2 separate regions of the Homo sapiens genome follow, and region 1 is linked to region 2. A link is a loop called in an ENCODE intact Hi-C map of the cell type or tissue named here. Cell type or tissue: heart right ventricle. All regions are shown on one strand. Each heading gives the region's core, and the rest is flanking DNA. Links, peaks and the distances in the headings are about the cores only.

Region 1 (9,352 bases), core at 3,611-8,610, 240 kb before region 2:
TTAAGATAGGATTGCAAGGGTGGGCCCCAATCCAGTATGATTCATATCCTTATGTAAAGGGGAAATTTGGACATAGATGCATTCGTACACGTAGAGAATGCCATGTAAGGATTGGAGCTCTGCTGCCACAAGCCAAGGAACTAACAGAAGGTAGGAGAGAGGCCTTGGGCAGAGAGAGTCCTGGTGCCTTCACGGGGAGTGGGGCCCTGCCAACACCTGGATCTTGGATTTCTGGCCTCCAGAACTGTAAAACACTCCATTGCTATTGTTCTAAGTCACCTAGTGTGTGGCACTTTGTTATGGCATCCCCAGTCAACTACCACCTCCTATGGGGACTGTGTCCAGAGTAGCCACAGGGCATACAGAATGGGAGAGGGAACTGTGGTGCCTGAGGTCCTCCAGGCAGATACTGCAGGGGCCCTGCCATGAGCCCAGGGCTTTGTCCACCTCCGTCTGCTTGCACCTTCCAGTGGGTGGCAGGAGAGGGGACACTCCTGGTCAGGATCTGCTCAGATGAGGCACTTACAAAATGTGTTGTGATGCTTTACCCTTGGTTATCCCTGCTGTCTTTCACTCTATAAGTTAATAAGGCTTTTGTCCCTTTCTTGTCATTTTAGAGAGGCTGGGAGACAGAGGGGCGGCACCTGAGCGTAGCGAGTCCGCTCTCCCTAACTGGAGTCTTCTCTGGTCTCTGTAGAGCAAGCATCCATGGCACTAGTCAGAAGCCCCTCACCCAGAGGGTGCAGGTATCTTCACTGAGACTGCCAAAGTGGTACGGGTGACAAGGTATTACGGGTGAAAATGTCATCTTCCCACAGAGGGAAAAAGAAGCCTCATAACTAGCTCAATAACAATGACCAAAAGCATAATGTGAGCATTTCCTATTACTAGGGTGGTTTTAATGTACCTCACAAATTACACCAGGGGGTGTAGTTTCATTTCCCGCCCCTTGAGTGTGGGCAGGACTTTCACAAACATAAAAAAAGGAAAAGAAAAAAATAGTCACTAGACAGTGGAAAAACCTGGCAGATGTCGCCCAGACCAAAAGGTGAAGGTCAGCCTCCTAGGAATGAGTCACGTGGGTGTCATGCCTGCTTTGATGTGGAGTGATAAGTGAGACCGTTCACCTCTGTGCTGTTCCTCCGAAAACCGGTAACTGTGATCCAATCAGAGAAAACCTCAAGCCAACTCAGCTGGAGGAAAATCCTGCGAAACAGCTGGCCAGTACTCGTCAAAAGTATCAAGGTTAGAAAAGACAAAAGAAGACGGAGGAGCTGTCGCAGGCTGGAGGAGAGACGGGAGTCCTGACAAGTTAGTGAAATGTAGGCTCCTGGTCTGGATCCTGGAACAGAAAAAGGGAGTGAGTGGAAAGATAGGGAAACTCAAACAAAGTCTACCATTTGGCTAATCGTATTTTACCCACAATAATTCCTCAGATTTGACCAATGGGCCGTGTTGATACAAGATCTTGACATGAAAAAAGTATGTATGGAAACTCTATCCTTGTAACTTTTCTGTCTGTCCAACGTTATTTCAACACAGAAAGTTAGAAAAATGACCTTAAGCTCAAGCTCTCCGTTTTTCTTTACTTTTTTCTTTCATCCAACTGAGCTGGTTCCAGTGCGAGCCCTGCATCGTCTCCTCTCTGGCTTCCCCTTCCAAACTTCTTCCTCACCCACCATGGGCATTTCGGCCTCTATCTGGGGCTCTGTGAGCACTAATCTTCCATGCATGCGGAGCTTCTAGCTCCCTCCACACCCCCTGCACAACCCATCTCCACAAAGGGGGAAGGAATACGGCCTAGATAAAACCTCTAGAGTCTTCCTCTCACTGCATGAACCGCCCTCCCCACTTGCTGGGCTTCACTCTGGACACTCTTGCTGTGCCCCAGGGCCTTCCTGGCTGCTCCTTTGCTCCTCCTGGACAGCCTTTGGCATCAGCTCCGGGCTCCAGGGCCTCTTTCTGCAGGCTCCTCGGTGCTCTTTCCCTCCTGTAATTCCTGGTCATCGTGTTCACAGATATGTTCATTTCTTATTCCTGTGTCCCACCCAAACCCCCAAGCTTCATGACTCCAGGTTGAGGCCCATTTTTTTCATCAGTGCCCCTCACCCACCTCCTGGAAGGACCTGGAAGAGTGCTTGGCACAACAGGGACACTCACAAGTGTGTTGAGAGGATGAATGGCAGCGTGTAGGGCTGGGGAGGAGGCTGGCGCGCTCTCACAGTCTCTCTCCTGCAGGAAGTGGGTGCTTCCTGGGAGAAGCCTTCCAGGCTCTACTGCAAGAATTCCTTTGATGGTGAGGACCAGGGAAGCAGCCAAGAAAAGTGGAGAAAATGTATGTGGGGGATGTATAACGTGTGTGTGTGGTGCATATGCATATGCGTGTGTATAGGTGTGCATAGTATTGTGTGGTACGTGTATGATGTGTGTAGTGCGGTGTGTGTGCATGTATGTGCGTGGTGCGTGTAGCGCAGTATGTGTGCATGTGTGTGTATGTGTGTGTATAGGTGTGTGTAACATTGTGTAGTGTGTGTATGATGTGTGTAGTGTGGTGTGTGTGCATATCCGTGCATATATGTGTGTGGTGTTGTGTGGTGTGTGTGTGCATATGTGTGTGTGGTATGTGGTATGTGTGCATATCCATGGGTAGTGTGAGTGTGTGGTGTGTGTGATACAGTGTGTGTACATATGCACGCAGAAGTCTTTGACTTGGAACCAGTCAAAGAAGAGTTAATAAGAGAAATTCAAAGAGCTATGGCCTCCCCCAGCCCCCTGAGACCTCTAATAAAAGGCCATGCTGGCCTTGCAGGTGAGCAAACAGACACCACCAAGCTCCAGTGAGGCAGGCATTTTGGTGCCCCACTTCCAGCTGGACCTGATGTCACTCAGCCAGGGGTGAGGCACTTAGGCATGGCCCGAAGCAAGGGCAGGAGAGGATAAACAGGCCGGCCATCTGTACCATTCGAAGGAGCACTCACCACACAGCCTATTTGGAGGGGAAAGGGCTGAGGACATCCAGATACAATCGCTTTTCTCAGGCATGCTGATAAACTGTGTCCTGCTCATTAATTGCAAACTGACTTCGTGGAATGCGATGGATAGCTGAGCACTTGGGTTAATCAAAAGATAATACAGCGACTGAATGTGTTGGCCACTTTTAAAAGTTTAGAAAAGTAAAATGATGTTTATACTGAACAATATCTTGATGATAACTCAATCATTTTGTCATTTAGAAGTGTGCTCACACCTTGTAGTGGCAGAAGTACGTTATTTTGAATGTCATGCACAAAGACTAGCAAAAACTTCAGGGTAGGTGGGAGGGCACAATACTTTAACTATGAAGTACCCAGAAGAGCAATGCTTTAGCAAAACAAGTTAAAAGAGTACAGTTCATTACTTGCAAATAAAATATTGCTTTGATATTACCTCCTTCAAAGCAGAAAGCCCAATTCTCAAGAAGAACAAGTATTTTTCCGTTTTAAAAGCAGAATTCAAAAAATAGAAAGGTGTTGTGTTTCCATATTTGAAAGTTCTTGCACCCATTTCAGAAATAAGTGTATCTTGCTCTTCCTACTCTAACTGAAACAGCTTTTTAAAGAAAAATAGTAGAAGGAGACAAACACAGTCAAATCTCTGAATGACTCCCTTCATTTTAATGAGGACACATGAAGATGGCTCCCCAGGGGCCCCCTCCTTGCCTGCCCCATGTTCCTATGATAACCTGGGCTTTGTGTGATTGAAACCTTGGACCCTTGAGACGTTAGTTTTGATGGTGGTATTTCTGTTGCCATTAGCAAGGGAATTTAGAAATCCATGAACACGATGCAAGAAAGAGAGCGCCAGCATACGCGGAGCTCCGCTGCTGCCTCTGAGAGAGGCTGGTGTTTCAGGAGGAACTCAGACTCATACCCCTTTACCCCCATCTTCCAACACGAGGATCCCTTTGCACACTCACCCTGCTGTCTAAAGGTAGCGCCCTCAAATACTGTACATGCACACCGGTTGAGAAGGCCAAGTACCCCTTTTGTTTCTGTCTTGCTTTGCAAGGATTGAAAATTCTCCCTCCCTGAGCAATACAGCAGTCATCTTCAAAAGTAGGACAGATCTCAGTTGGGAAGCTCTGTTTCTGGGACACTGCCCTGAGGGTGTTTGTGAATGTGGTCGCCCTGTGAGGAGAACTGCAGCCGCCAGCAGGGACAGCTTCAGCGGATGCAGCCTGGACTCACAAGACGGGTGCCTTTTCCTTTTTATACCACTTGCCTGGCATCAATTCACAAAAGATGTTTCATGAACGAATGTTAGAACAGTGGGAGTTCAAAATAAGAGGCTGTATACCATCTTCGCCCCAGTGACACTTTCAACATTCCAGGAACGAGGCTGTATTTGTCTTCTTGGGCTTCCAGAACAAAACAGCATAGACTGCATGGCTTAAATGACAGACATTATTTTCTCACAGTTCTGGAGGCTGGAGGTCCCAGATCAGGGTGCTAGCATGGTGGGGTTCTGGTGAGGGCTCTCTTTCTGGCTTACAGATGGCTGTCTTCTTGCTTATCCTCAAGTGGTGAAGTGGGGAAGTGGGGTAAAAGGGAGGGGATAGAGAAAGAGAGGGAGAGAAAGCTCTCAGCTCGCTTATAAGGACACTAACCCCATGACAACAGCCCACTCTTACAATCTCATTTAGCCTTAATTACCTCCTAAAACCCTATGTCAAGATACAGCCATGTTGGGAGTTAGGACTTCAACATATGAATTTGGGAGTGACACAATTCAGTCCATAGCAAAAGTCTTATGACGTCTGCTCCATTTGACACTATTCAACTCACACACTTTCCCTCCTCATGCCCCAACTTAGGCTTCTCAGACAACACTCCCTGGGGCTCCTTCCTGCCTTTCCAGCCTCTCCTCCATTTCCATCCTGGCCACCGCCACCCTCCACCTGGCCTCCCAGCTGCCTTCTCTTCTCCTGCTGCCCTCCACCCCAGACGAGCTCGTTCTAACACATGGCTTTCTTGATGTTGTCTCTGGTATCAAGGAACAACATGAAGAGCTGTAGAGTCAGACCAACCTAAGCATGAATCCCAGCTCTGCCACTTCCTAGCTATGTGATCTCGGCCACATTAGCATCCCCACATCCCAGTTTCTGTGCCAGTACGGTGGGTAGAGTTCACTCCCCATTCACCCAATCCGGCATTTATTCCCTGCTGTCCACCCAAACTCCACCTTGCCACAGTCCTTGGCCTCTTGTCTCTTCCCATTTTATTTTTCAAATGTTTATTTTGTCATCATTTCCTTGCTTTTCTAATCTTTATTACATGCATATACATCCCTCAAAATATATACTGTTTAGGTTTGCATGCTTTCAACTTGAAAAAAGAATGGTGTTGTAAAGTACACATTGTTCCATGATACTGTTGATTGGCCCGTTTGTGTCTGTTTTTAAGTCTTATTCCCATGTATAAATATGTTGTTATCACTGTTTATAGGTATAACAAGCCTTTTAACACAAAATGGAAGTCAATTTTACAAAGATCTTGGTGCTTTTTCTCTACATGCCCATGGTAAGTCTGGCTGCCTAGGAAAACCACGGCTGCCCTAATGACAACACCTTCCTTGATGAGCAGCCCTGGCCTTTTCTTCAGCATTGCCTGGGGAACGCAGTGCTGGGGACTTGGCCTCCACAGCAGCATGCCATGGAGTAGGAGGAACCAAAAGGTGGCGGTTGTGAGTCAGGGTTATGGGAGGCTATATTAAGGGACCTTGAGAGGCCAACGTAAGGACATCCCAGCTCTGTCTCTACAGGTCTGGGGTGGAGGGACGGGGTGCCCAAGCAGACACAGGAAGAGAGGAGGGGATGTGAAGTAGGAAGAGGACTGCACAGGTGGAGACAGAGTGCATCAGAGCCTGTGACCTGCGAGCCGAGGGCACCAACCCAGCTGTCTGGATTTGGGACTGAGTTGAGGAGGCAGCACTAGGAGAAGCACGGCGCCATCCTATGGAGGCTTTGGGAACATCCTCTGCACTCTGCTGCGTAGGGCATAGGCTGGGCGGGAGGCTGGGGTGAAAGAAGGAAAGCCATCCCGGGCATGAGGAAGCACTCCTGCCCCGGGCAGATACCTGCTGCTCACTATTGAGTTCTCCCATGTGCCAGCCACATGCCTGCACCAACTGTCTTTTCTATTCCTCTCAGAAAGTCTCCACATTAACTACAGAATTACTTTTCTTCCCACGTTAAGGAGGGAGAAACTGAGGCTGAAAGTTTTTCCATCTGTTACTCACCGTCCCATAACTGTCCAAGGGTAGAACTAGGAACTGATTCTGTAGCTTGGGTTCCAAACCTGTCATGAAGATGCCCTGCTGGTTATGGAAAGAGGGATTGATATGTGAGATGTCAAGGGGTGATACAGACCAGGCTTGATAACCGATGGAAAAGAAAGACGGGGGAGGTGGGGCTGACCCTCATGCCTGGGTGAACCATCCTGTTATTTCTCAGGAGAGGAAAAAGGCTGTAAAAAAGGAAGGTGGGGCATTTGAGGGACTGAAGGACTTCTCTGTTAAAATGTCTCTAAAGGGGCTGGGCGCAGTGGCTCATGCCTGTAATCCCAGCACCTTGGGAGGCCAAGGCAGGCTGATCACCTGAGATCAGCAGTTCGAGACCAGCCTGGCCAACATGGTGAAACCCCGTCTCTACTAAAAATACAAAAATTAGCCAGGCATAGTGGCGGGCGCCTGTAATCCTAGCTACTCAGGAGGCTGAGATAGGAGAATTGCTTGAACCCAGGAGGCGGATGTTGTAGTGAGCAAAGATCGCGCCATTACACTCCAGCCTGGGCAACAAGAGTGAAACTCCATCTCAAGAGAAAAAAAAATGTCTTTAAAGGAACACAAAAGGGATTCTAGAGTTCTAGGGAGAGTCGGAGGTGAGCTATGAAAGACTTTGATGACTTCTCCCCCACCACTCATGTGGTACTCACTGTTGCCAGGGAGGGCACTGGATGCCCAGACGTGACCTTGCTGGACCCCACACTCCTATGAGATAGGTTTTGTCCCCCATTCATTCCCTCCACAGTGTGTGCTGGCCACTGCCCTGGCCAGGTGCTGCTCTGGGATGGGGCCATGGCAGCCGGTGAGGCAGGCCCAGCGTGTTCACCTTGTGAGGGTGAGCAGAGAGCACAGAACTTTCTGCAGAATCATCAGGACGGGCCCCTCTGAAGCAATGACTGAGTGAAGGGAAGAAGCCCGCCATGGAGGACACTGTGGTGTGGGCAATGTCCCTGAGGCAGGCGCCATTTTGCCGAGCCCGGGAACAGAAGGAAGCCTGTGAACGTGGAGGGAGCAGGTAAGCCCAGGTAGGGAATAGGATATGTGGAGAGGCAACTGGGCTGGCTGGTGGGGTCTTTGTAGTTTGAATTTATTCCAGTGTGTTGGAAAGCCATGAGAAAGTTTATGCAACAGAGACGTGATTGTAGAGATACAGTAAGAGACCAGTTAGCAGACCAGTGGGTAGTCCAGGCAAAAAATGATAATTGCTGAAACTAGAATGGCAGCATTGAAAATGAGGAATGTGGATGGATTTGGGAGGTATTTCAGAAGTAGGTTGGGATGGGAGTGTGATGTTAGAATAACAAGGTGGAAGAGCCCAGAGGAGGTTCCTTGGCTTGGGTCATGGCATATATTTATGGTATTAGTCTCATCTTATACCTCAGCAGTGATATTTCTATAAGATTTGTAACCATAACATAGCTACATTTGCATGTTACGCTTACACATTCATAGCATGTAAGAATATTTGTATAGTACTTGGAACAAATCGAATACTTCACAATTGCATTTTTAAGGAATTTAAGGTATGACAGGAAAAAACTACAAACTGTTTATGGTGGTTACCTAACTTGAAAACTAGTTGGGGCAAAAATTGAGTGAATAAGGGAAAAAAAAAGACATAATGAATGCTAAGTCCAATAAATCATGGCTAGTGTCAGTGATCCTGCTGAAGTTGATTGACAGCACGCTGTCTGAGGACCCTAGAGAGAGGCTCTGAGTCAACAGCCAGAATGGAGCTGTGCCCTGCTCTGACCAAGCCAATCCTCTACCTGGCCATTGTAGGAGAATTTCTAAAGGCTAGCTTGTTACTGTAGATCATATCACAGCAGGTTAAGGGGATATTTTAATTTTAAAAATCTTAACTACTGATCAAGTTTTTCCAACCACAGATGGTGGAGAATAGTGAAGGTTTTCTACAGCTGTGCATGTTATCTCACAAGAAAAACACTGATAAATCCCTGCCCTTTCTGACAAATCCCCTTTGTTTTTAGGGTCAGGGCCAGGAGTGAAGGGGTGGTGCAATGGTGGATAATTCTGGCATGACGGGAGAGCTGATGTGGAAGGGACCTCGAGTCATCCAATCCAATCCTGTCATTTTACATGAAATGAAAAGGGGCTCAGACACCACTGAAAACCTTTTATTTAGTAGAGGATATTTGTGGCAGAATGCAAAAGGAATCCAGACTTGAATTCATGTTATCAACAAGTCCACACTACTACCAAATAAAAGAGAAATGGGAAAGAATTAATTCACAGATTATGTGAGACCTCACCTGGATTAATCATTCTGGTATTTTCTCCTTATTTAGAAAAAAAAAAGATTGCTTTCCCAAAAAAGTCCATGAATTTTCCAAGCAGCCTTAGTACAGGAACCTGCTCCATGAATTTTTTTATTTATGCAAACCCTAGAAGAATTCAAGAGTGGAAAAGAGCAGCCACACCCAGGAACTTGGTCCTGCAGAAAGAAAATTCAAAAGAAATGAGGTCACTCCTGATTGCGGGGGAGGGGGCTACAGTGAGAACAATCATCCAGGGCCCTGCCCTTCAGAGTCCTGCTGTCCTTGTGCAGATGCACGTAGATGTCACAGAGACACAGGGGGAGCTAGGAGTGACAATCTACATTTTTAAAATACACCGTAATGGCGTGTGATGTTGTGATCTATGTGAGAAACATATATTTCGTCTCTGCCCTGGTTTCTGGCACACGCTCCTAAAACCTTTGGCATCTCCAGAGTGATAAGAATGTCTTTTGTGTGTTAATGAGAGCACTGGTAGCTGGGGGACCCTAGATAGCTTCAGGATGAGGCTGCTCTTGAGAAAGGAGAAAGGCCAAGCCATCATTAGAGAATTGGGACCTTCAGTCTCACCCAACCTCTGAGTGAAGGTTGAGTTTATCACCCATGACCAGTGGTTTAATCCAAGCTTGTCCACCCCATGGGCCAAATGTGGCCCAGGATAGCTTTGAATGCAGCCCAACACAAATTCGTAAACTTTTTTATGAGTTTTTGTTTGTTTGTTTGTTTGGTTTTTA
Region 2 (11,291 bases), core at 2,607-7,606:
GGCCGCATGTGGAGCTGCCTGCCAGTCCCTTACGGTGCACCCGCACTCCTCAGCCCTTGGGTGGTTGATGGGACTGGGCGCTGTGGAGCAGGGGGTGGTGCTCGTTGGGGAGGCTCAGGCAGCCCAGGAGCCCGTGGTGGGGGAGGGGGGCGGTGGCGGGGGGTGGCGGTGGCGGGGCGGGGGCAGCGGTGCGGCGGGGGGCGGCGGCGGTGGGGTGGCGAGGGGGGGCGGCGGCTGCTGGGGCCCGGGGGGGGCGGGGGGGGCGGGGGGTGCCGGGGGGCCGGGGGGCGGGGGCGGCCGCCGGGGGGAAGACTCAGGCATAGGGGGCTGCAGGTCCCGAGCCCTGCCCTGCGGGAGGCAGCTAAGGCCTGGCGAGAAATTGAGCGCAGCACAGGTGGGCCAGCACTGCTGGGGGACCCGGGGCACCCTCCACAGCTGCTGGCCAGGGTGCTAAGCCCCTCACTGCCCGGAGCCGACAGGGCCAGCCACTCTGAGTGCGGGGCTGCCAAGCCCATGCCCACCCGGAATCTAGCGGGCCCACGAGTGCTGCGCAAAGCCCCGGTTCCGGCCCGTGCCTCTCCCTCCACACCTCACCGCAAGCGGAGGGAGCCGGCTCCGGCCTCGGCCAGCCCAGAGAAGGGCTCCCACAGTGCAGTGGCAGGCTGAAGGGCTCCTCAAGTGCGGCCAGAGTGGGCGCGGAGGCCGAGGAGGCGCCAACAGTGAGCGAGGGCTGCGAGGGCTGCTAGCACTGCTAGCACTGTGTCACCTCTCACTAGCACCTTCCAACCTCGGGAAGGTTGGAAGTAGGAGGAAAACAGGTGATTTGGGCCACAAGCAAGCCACACAGGAGTCAGCTGAGTTCGGGTGTGTGTGATAGTGTGCCCTGAGAACATGCTATTTTTTTTTTTTAGCTTACTTTCAGTTTCTTTCCCCAGTTTCCTGAGCACAGATCATGTGCATGGACACATGTATGGACATGAGCATATCCCCAGCATGTTGCCATGTGCTGAGTGAAGATTGTTCTGAACAGCAATGATTTCTTTCAGATCTTTTTCTTATACTCAGCAGACACGCATGTGCAGCCATGAGGAGCCATGCATGGTTCCAGGCACCCTGCAGGTGCTCACACATGGTGGGATTACAGGTGTGAGCCACAGTGCCCAGCCCACACTCTTCTTGAGAACACAGCTAGGTCCTTGAGTCCAACCTACCAGGCAGCCCTTCGCAATGCTGAAAACACACTCAAAATCCCTATCATGACTTTTTACAGCACAATAAAACCCAGCTTCCACCTTTTTCCCATCCCCAGGGATTCTGATACAGCTCTTTGGGGATGGATGAGGCCTGGGCAACTCTTAATAACCTCTCCAGGTGATACAGATGTGTAGGCAAGAGGGAGGGGCAAAAGAAAAAACTATCAGCTAATACCTAGCAGGAGAAGCAGTCAATTTAATGCAATGATCCAGTTATCACTCAGTGTATGAAAAGAGCAGCTCATCGTAAAAAAAAAAAAAACCAGCATGTTAGAGGTGGCCACCACCACAGTGCCCGGGGACATCTCTGGGAGTGGGCCTCCTTTCTCCTGTTTGCTGGCTGAGCCCCTTGTTCTTCTGCCACTACAACCAGGTCAGCTGTAGACTTGTCCTCTTGGCCCCCGGGGAAACCTTCCCACCTGGTGACTCGACAGCCTCCCACAGCCAGAGCAGAGACTCAGACCTCTCCAACTGAGTCAACTTTGGGAGGACACTCTATCCTTCAGGCTGGCCCAGGAGAGTGTTCGTGCCCAAAACAGCAGCCCTGTCTCCTCCTCCACACACTCAACACTGGACAACATAATCCCAGGTGGCAGGCATTGTCCATCACAGATGTACTAGGAGCTGATAAGAATACCAGGCCTGGGCCAGGGCTGCTCTGGACCCAGGGGATTGCTGAGCGAGGTGCCAAAATGCCCCAGAACTAACGACTTCCAGATGTGTCTCTACCTGGGAGGGGAACCAGGATGACCACACAGATGGTCTACACCTCCACTGCCCCATTTGGCCCTTTTAACATTTGTATTTTGACATAATTTCAGACTTAGAAAAAAGGTTGCAAGAACAGTACAAAGAATGGCCATAATCTTCACCCGGATTTCCCAAATGTTGACGTTGTACCATTTTTGCCTTCTCTCTTCCTCCGCCACCCCTTAATGTAGATATATGTAGAGAGAGAGAGGAGAGAGAGTTGTAATTTTTTTCTGAACCATATGGGAGTCAGTTGTAGGCATGATGCTTCTTTACTTCTGAATATTTACTGTTTATTTTCTAAAAAAAAATCAGAGACATTCTATTATGTAACCACGGTACAGTCCTAAAACCCTGGAAATGAACATGGATGCAATTGTATTGTCTAATCTGCAGAACTGATTCCGATTTTGCCGGTTGTTTCGACAATGCCTTTTACCACAGAAGAGCATCCCAAGTGTGTGCTGCTCGCAGCTGGCCTGCCTCTCTGTCTCCAAAATTTCTGTCTTCCAGGACCCTGGCATCCAACTCAGAGCAGAGGTCATGTAGGTTTGTCAGATGTTTTCTCAAGATTATCTCAGGTCGTGCATTTTTGTCAGGAATATTTCTAGAATCGAGGCCTCGCTGCCCTCTGGGCACCCTTGCAAACCCACGAAGCTGCTGTGGGACCCCACCAGGCACATGGGAAGCTCCTGAGGTGTGGCAGGTGCTTTTCCTACTAAGATGGCTATTGCTATCCTCCTTCTGTGCTGCCTGATTTGGGGGACTGGCTTCCAACCCTGTGTTTGCTCATGGTTAAAACCCTTTTCGTCACACACGGTGAAGTGCAGGCCAGGGGTTCTCCTCCAATGTTCTCAGCAGGGGCCAAGAAGAAACAGCAAGTCTGGGAAGTCAGGCATCCTGCCAAGGGACAACAACCACACCGGCGTGCTGTCTGCCAGCCTGCCTCCTGCTGCAATCACCTTGCCGCTTCATGGTTATAAGTGTATTTAATTTATCCAGCACATAAATTAATATCCACACACGCTGTAGCAAAGACGTCCTGTGGAGTCCCAGCTGGAACTGCACTGATCGAATTCCGGGGTGCCAGTGTCCTTGCTGGACATTTAGGGGGCCTGGGCTTCTGCACCCCGGCAGTGGGCATGATTGTTATGTAAACACAGAGTGCAGCTCCAGGGTGGCTGGCCCATCTGCTCCTCTGCACACTTCTTGCCTACACTAATCATTTTCCATCCTCTTAGGTGAAAACTTGGAAAATGTAAGGGCTCCCAATCTCCTTTTCATTTGCAAACGAGCCATTTCAGCTAAGCGTGGCCCCCTATTCTTCTCAGGCATTTGTGTTTGTGAAAAGACCCGTCTCAAATTTCTGGGGCAGGAGCAGCTGCTGCGAGGCCTCTTTTCACTTGGCCTGGCTCCCCTAGCCCTCTGCCTCCCACCCCCTCCCTCCTTTTGTCTCTGTCAAAGCCAGCTCCCCTCTTTGACCCCTGGCCAACTCGGAGCCTCCTCCTTTGTCAGTCTCCCCAGACAAGTTTCACCCTAAATCAAGCATTGTTTGGGCTCCTGAGGCCAGCACGTGCCCATATCCCCTAATCTTTTAATTTCACCCCAGGAAAAAGCAGCTGTTAGTGATACACGCAATGCACAGCTGTTGGCCGGGCCTGCTGCCTGCTCCAGAGAACAATGAAGAAGAAAGGGCACTTGCAGGGCTGCAGGAATATGTACATTTCCCTCTCTCTTTCTTCTTCTTAGGATTTTTTTTTTCTTTTTGCAACAGTTGGCAGCACGTGCTGTGAAATGCTGCCCTGCTAGAAAAGCCACCTCCTCCACCACGATTTTTGTCCCCACCCGTTCAGCACTCCACACACCATTTGGTTTGCAGTTGGGCTCATTTAAGAACCAAACTTTCAGTTTCAAAGATCCCTGGCGTGTGGCATGATCCTTTTGTTACAAACATGCATCTGATGAATTACAGGGGACCCAGACAGGCAGACAGAGGCTTCACACTCACCGGCACATGCCCACGTGGGCCTGCCGGAGCCCCCCACGCTGACATTCATGAAGGCAGGGCTCAGGGGGCTGTTTAGGAACATCCATGCTTTTTGGGACTCCGGCATGCATGACCAGGGGACAAGAGGATGTCATGGAAATACACATTACCGAAGTCAACCAAAGTTGGCCTGGCACCCGGGAGGGGGCTCCATGAAGGTGTTTGGGGGACACCTCATTTTTGCATGCTGAGTCTTTGCTGAAAAGCACGTGGTAGCTTGATTTTCTGGAGCCTTTCTCTGGGCACACCTGTGCCCCCAGCAGCCTAAGGCATTAGGGCATGAGAATAGAATAGCACAGTACTGCCCTGCACTGCCAATGTGCCCCGGAGCAAGGCAGGTCACCTTCTCAGGGAGGGAGGACAAGGGGCTGAAAGGACCCTCCACAGCACACTGCTCCATGGAACTTTCTGCAATAATGAGAAGGTTCTCTGAACAGGGTCTGCACTGTTCAGCACAACCACTGAGCACTTGAAATGTAGCTTGCACATGTAACAGACTAACTTTTAAAAATGCTAATACATTTAAATTAAGATAGCCACATCTGGCTGGTGGCTATTGCATTAGACAGCACAGCTCTAAATGATGGGTTTTCAAACTTTGAATCACATGAGAAACAAAAAATTCAGATGCCTGGGTTCTACTTCCAGAGTGTCTGATTTAACTGCTCTGATAGCAGCCTGAGCATGGGGATTTTTAAGGCTCCCCAGGTGGCCATGACGGGGAGAAAAGTTGGGGCCCTATCTTAGGCTTCCAGCTCCAAATCTGGGCTCTGCAGAGACAGACAGTGCATTTGGAAGGTATATATCTAATTTAGCCATAAACCTTCCCTGTTTCTAAAATGCAGGGGATTTTTAAAGCAATTATCCACCCTGACATTTGTCCCTCCTCTGCCTGCCCTGCCCAGGTTTCAGGGCTGTCCCTACCCAGAAGTGGCCTGTGCAGCCACAGGTTGGCACGGGCCCCTTTCCACTCACTTTATCTCACCTGGTAGGTCATTGAAAGATGCTGGCAGAAACCCGACGCTCAGCAGAGCATATGGCGAGCTGCACACCTGCCTCGCGGGCACCTGCTGGGCCTCCCAGGGGTGTGGGGCGGCTGTCTAGGGCGCTCCAGGCCAGTGCAAAGCGTCCGACTCATTTGCATGCTGGACGCCTGCCACGTGCCTGGACTATGGCAGATCTGACACGGCATGTCATTGCTTTGAAGACCAGCCAATCTGGAGAAGCCTGCGCCTCCAACAACAAAGCCGGCAGCCCGTCTGAGACGCGTGCCGGGGCCCTGTACAGGAGCAGGCACACATGTGCACACACGGGCGACAGACACTGCCACCCGCAGACTGTCTTCTGTGACTCAGGGCCTTGAGAAGGTTGTAGCTTGGCAGTGGCCAGGGGGTCAGCCCCCTGAGCTGTGTCCAGTAGTCCCCTAAAGATGCTGCCCAGGAGACCTGGACACTTTATAAAAGCCCACACTTTTATAAATCAGACCCTGATAGCATCTGTTCTTTGACATTTCCTTTTCAAACAAGGAATCACTGTATGTTTTCATCATCTCTAAAGCTAAGCAAAAAGGAAATGAGTGGCCATGTTTTAATAACGCTGTCATATGCTGCTTCATCTTAATGCTGATGGTTGCATTAGGTGAAAGCCCACTACGGTTGAGCTTTCAAATGCCTCCAAAAGAAGCGAATTATCTTTTTGCCAGATGCAGTGTAAATAACTGGAGACATTTGGCTCCCCCATTTTGCTGCACGCGTGGATAATAATGAGGCCGAGTGTGAAGGGCTCGTCCAATTTGGATGAATTCTTTCCCCCAAGGATCCAGCCCTTCACTCTGGAAAGGGTTAAAAGTCAATGCAGCCACTGCTGCCCTGTCCCCTCTGCCCTTGCAGGGTGACGACTGGATAATCACAGTGAATGAGCTCCTGCCAGGGCCAGAGGCCAGCAGTCTCCAGCCCACCTCAGCCATCTGTCCAGACACGGGGACAGCCACGCTCTCAGTGGAGGCAGGGCTTGGAAAGCACAGAAGCTGGGCCATGTGGCAACCCGGCCAGTTCACCAAGGGCGGGGAGAGGCGTCCCATAAAATATTGTGACACTTGAGGCCTGGCTAATGGCTGCAGCTGAAGGCTGGGTGGCCGGCTTACATCCCTGTGCCCAGGCTGGCATTCCTACCACCCGCCCAGGCCAGGATGGAGTGGAGGAGGCCTTTCAAGTTGGAGGAGATGAGGCTTTCCTCCAGCAGCCAGCAGGGCTAGGGAAGGTAACAGGCAGGCATGTTTTAAGGCCATTAGCAAAGAACAATGGGAAGCTGAAAGGTAATCCCAGTGAATAGAAGACACAAAGTGGGCTTGTGCCAGCAGCCTCAGGGTCAGCTCATTATCCCAGACGGCAGATGGAGGGGGCCTGGTTGCTGGGCAGAACTCCGAGCTGCCTGCTGGGCGGGGAAGGCAGGCGCTGCAAGCCCAGGACTCCTCCCATCAGCAGCATGAACAACACCGCCCTGTCCCCGAAGCCCTGTGCAATGAACTCACCAGATCAGCTGACCCAGAGTGAGGGGAGCGCTGCCTTCTCAGTCCCCACAGGAGCCCTCACTGATGGAGCATCTTCACTCAGCTAAGACCCCCTCAGCCCTGTCCAGCAGCCTTCCCCATTCTAAGCACTCTGACCCCAGGGACTAGAAGGTGCTTGAGAGCGGGGGCCATGTGCTCCGCATCGTGTCCTTATCATCATCTCAGCACAGGCAGCTTCTGACTCTGCTGCATTGTCCTCATGTGCCTACATAGGCTGAGCCTGCAGAGATGCCTTGGACAAGGCTGGCCAGGGGCTGTTGACACTGGAGCATGTGCACACTGGGGGAAGGATTGCACACTGGGGGAAGGATTGCTCACTGGGGGCTGTGCGCACCATGTGTACTGGATGTACACACTGGGGTGTAAATGCTAAGAAAGGGCACACTAGGAGGATATGCACACTAGGCGTGTGTACACTAGGCATGCACTCTAGGCGTGTGTACATTGAGGAGATGTGCATACTAGGGGATGTGCACTAGGAGATGTGCAGACTGGGGGCATGAACACTGGGCTAATGTGTACACTGGAGGCATGTGTACACTTGGGGGCATGCATACTAGAAGGACATGCACACTGGAAGAATGTGTATACTAAGAGAATGTGTACACTGCAGGGTGTGCACACTGAGGGAACGTGTATCCTGGGGGCATCTGTACACTTGGGGTGTGCATACTGGGGGTCATGCACACTGGAGGGATGTGCACACTAGGAAGGTGTGCACACAGAGGGGATGTGCACACTGGGTAGATGTATACACTGGGGGGATGTGTGCACTGGGGGGATGTGCACACTAGGAAGGTGTGCACACAGAGGGGATGTGCACACTGGGTAGATGTATACACTGGGGGGATGTGTGCACTGGGGGGATGTACACACTGGGGGGATGTGTACACTGGGGGGATGTACACACTGGGGGGATGTGTGCACTGGGAGGATGTATACACTGGGGGGATGTGCACACTGGGGGAATGTGCACACTGGGGGAGGTACACACTGGGGGGATGTGCACACTGGGGGGATGTGTGCACTGGGGGGATGTGCACTGAGGGGATGTGTACACTGGGGGGATGTGTACACTGGGGGGATGTGTACACTGGGGGGATGTGTGCACTGGGGGGATTTGTGCACTGGGGGGATGTGTATACTGGGGGGATGTGTGCACTGGGGGGATGTGTACACACTGGGGAAATGTGTACACTGCGGGGATGTACACACTGGGGGGATGTGCACACCGGGGGGATGTGTACACTGGGGGAATGTGTACACTGGGGGGATGTTCACACTGGGGGGATGTATACACCAGGAGGAATGTGCTCACTATGGGGATGTGCACACTGGAGGGATGTTTACACTGGAGGCATGTGCACACTAAGGGAATGTGCACACTGTGGGGCTGTTCACACTGGAGGAACCAGGAGTATGTACATACTGGGGACAGGAACATTCAGTTAATCACACTTGGGATGTGCACACTGGCCAAGGCACTTGCACTCACTATGACACCCACAGAGCAATGGCATTAGCAGACCTCGATCACCCTCCATGGAAGGGCACCCTTCAAATCTGCATACCTGGAAAGCCACCGTCGGTTGTGGAGTGGTGAGATTGCTGAACCACAGAGGCTGGAATGCCCTGTCCTCCTCCTCAGCCTGCTTTGAAATCTCTATTACGTCTTTCCTGCTGCCCCTGCTGCCAGATGATCCCAGCAGAATCTTGTGCTTTTTAAAATTTGAGTGTTTTGTTTTGCACAGTTGAGTTTTCATTCTGCTGCAGCCCCTTCAGGCAAAAGTGAACCCAGCCTGGGGCATGCTCTCAGCAAGGCCTCAATGACCAAAATCCATACTGGAGTGCATTTTGCCCCTCTGCTTCTGGGCAGTCAGCACTCCAGCTGCGGCTGCCTCACCATCTTCTATGTTCTCCTTGCTAGAAAAGCAGTATTTCAAGAAAACTCCTCGGTGAGCTTTCCCATTTTAATTCAGCCTGTTGCTTAACAAGCAGTCATATAGAATAAATACCAGTGCTGAACACATGCTGAGGCTCCCATAAAGGATGCAGAGAGAATTGACATTGTTCTTCTAAAGTTAAAAACCACAATTTTATTCAGGGGAGATCTTTATAAGCCATTCATCCAGTAGAGCTTGCTATTAGGTGCATACAGCGATACATCCATAAATTTTGCGGGGCAGCTTCTTGACAGAAATGCAATGCTGGCAGCAGCCTTTCTTGCGTTTCTTGCAGCAGCCTTTCTTTCTTGCAACAGCCTCTCTTGCTGGCAGCAGCAGTTCCTTCAATGTCTTAATTCCTACAGTAAAGCAACAGGAAGTAGTGGCCTTTGTGCAGCATCTGTATTATGGCGTCTTCAAGAGCCACTGCGTGCCGCAGACAGAATTATATGGACTCTGCCCACACTGGCCATCATCAAATTCTACCTAAAGTGTTTTCTTCTGGATTTCCCTTTTATAACACTGAGTGTCAAAGTAGTATAAATCTTTTAAGAAAAATGTAATAGCACATAAAATATATATTTTTTTGAGACAGAGTCTTGCTCTGTCACCAGGCTGGAGTGCAGTGGTGCCATCTCGGCTCACTGCAAGCTCCACCTCGCGAGTTCAGGCAATTCCCCTGCCTCAGCTTCCCAAGTAGCTGGGACTACAGGTGCGCACCACCACACCCGGCTAATTTTTTTGTATTTTAGTAGAGATGGGGTTTCACCATGTTGGCCAGGATGGTCTTGATCTCCTGACCTTGTGATCTGCCCGCCTTGGCCTCCTTAAGTTCTGGGATTACAGGTGTGAGCCACCGCACCCAGGCCCACATAAAATGATATTTTTAAAAATCAATCTCTTGACAATGGTAGGAACATTTCCATTTGAGAGGAATTCTCTTTCTGTGCTTTTTGTGTCCATTTGCTAGGGCTGCCATAACAAACTTTCACAGACTGAGTGGCTTATACAGGGGAAGTTTATTCCGGAAGCCAGAAGTCTGAGATCAAGGCATCGGCAGGGCTGGTTTCTGAGGCTGAGACCCAGGCCTCTTTCTAAGCGTCTGGTGGTTTGCTGGCCATCATTAGTGTTCCTTAGCTTATAGATCTCTGCCTGCATGTTCGAATGAAATTCTTCCTGTGTGCCTGTGTCTCAAAATTGTCTTTTTTATAAGGACACCTGAACCAGTCATTTAGGATTAGGGTGCACCCTCATGATCTCATTTTAACTTGACTGTGTCTGCAAAGACTCTGTTTCCAAATAAGTACCCAAGGAGTTGTCATCAACATCACCACCACCACCACCATCACCACCACCATCTCCATCACCACCACCATCACCACCATAACCACCATCACCACCACCATCACCATCATCACCACCATCTCCATCACCACCACCACCACCATCACCACCATCACCATCATCACCACCATCTCCATCACCACCACCACCATCATCACCACCATCACCATCATCACCACCATCTCCATCACCGCCACCACCACCACCACCATCACCACCACCATCACCACCGTCTCCACCATCATCACCACCACCACCATCACCACTATCATGACTACCACCATTACTATCATTATATCTAACCTTTAAACTGATCCTGTGTGAGGTACCATGTTAAATGCTTTACCTGAATTCACTCTCTTAGTCCTCCTTAGAGCCTGCTGGTGCATGTAGTATTATTATCTTCATTTTAAAAAGGATGACCCTGGACCCCAGAAGGCCACACAGGCAGGTGCTGGGAGGCAGAATTTGAATCACAGCCATCACGCTTAGGGACCTGTGCCCTTAAGGGAATAGTCAGATGGGCATTGTTTGCAGTAGCAAAAGCCCGAAACCAGGCGAATAATTCCTGCAAGGGAGCACTGTGAAATGATTGACCAACAGGTATATGCCTCATCATGCATGCATCTCATGAGCAGAAAAAAAGCAAGTCACCAAATTTATACTGTATAACTTTATTTACAAATGTTCAAAAACAGATAAAATTTAGCTATCTATTGCTTGACAACTCACACATTTACAGTAAAACTTTAAACAAGACAAGGTAATGATTAACACATAATCCGGGCCAGTGGTTATTGCAATGAAAGTGGGAAAAAGAAGAAGAATGTTATGGGACCATTTAGAGGTCTGGGTAACGTTCAAACTGCTAATCTGGGTGTGTCTTCGTTTATTATTGCTATTTTCTATGTATATGTAAGTTACAGATACTCTTTTGTGTGTATAGTTCATTTCAGAATTATTTTTCAAGTTTGTTTTTTTTTTAATCTCCAACTAGGAAAAAACAAATCCCAGAAGGGATGATGAGGAGCATCTCTAGAGGCTACTCTGGCCAGGGGCTCCTGCCTGTGACCATCTACCCTCCACATGTCTGAGCCTAGGTGCCTCTGTCTCTCCAGAAGGGCTAAGGTGGTGGACATAAGGAGTATAAATCTTAGGCCAAACACATCACATTTTGTTATTCCTGTTTAATTTGATTTAAAGCTAAATCTAGCGCTCTTTCTTCCGGGTAGATAGGAAACCCAATCTGAGATTTAGGAGGGCCTTGAACAGCCCTAAACCTGGAGGCTCCCCTCAGGACTGTAGGTGGGACGATGGATCCCCACAGCCCCACACACTCAGGATGCAGGACAGCTGGCGCCAGTGTTCCTAGTGACAGGACTCAC

What was found. Peaks named below come from ENCODE experiments on the same cell type or tissue, not always from the same donor. Only the 100,000 strongest peaks of a DNase experiment are listed, where the experiment ranks them.
Region 1: a loop joins it to region 2, with 3 times the contacts of the local background. A loop is called at or near these places in 1 of 110 quality-filtered maps.

The regions. Positions count from the first base shown.
Region 1 is chr9:89,915,901-89,925,252 of GRCh38, reverse strand. No RefSeq gene overlaps it. Among named protein-coding and RNA genes, the nearest start is that of MIR4290, 100 kb to the left of the region's middle. RefSeq lists an enhancer at 3,908-4,077. In heart right ventricle, for the core only: a CTCF peak has its summit at 5,706 (motif pointing right); DNase peaks (open chromatin) are centred at 5,732 and 5,922.
Region 2 is chr9:89,670,387-89,681,677 of GRCh38, reverse strand. LINC03062 (long intergenic non-protein coding RNA 3062) reads right to left here. Exons shown (of 6, transcript NR_024280.1): 3 at 8,191-8,921. Among named protein-coding and RNA genes, the nearest start is that of LINC03062, 36 kb to the right of the region's middle. RefSeq lists enhancers at 2,704-4,109, 4,678-5,327, 5,328-5,978. In heart right ventricle, for the core only: no CTCF peak of the experiment used is centred there; a DNase peak (open chromatin) is centred at 5,240; H3K27ac peaks cover 1,923 bases.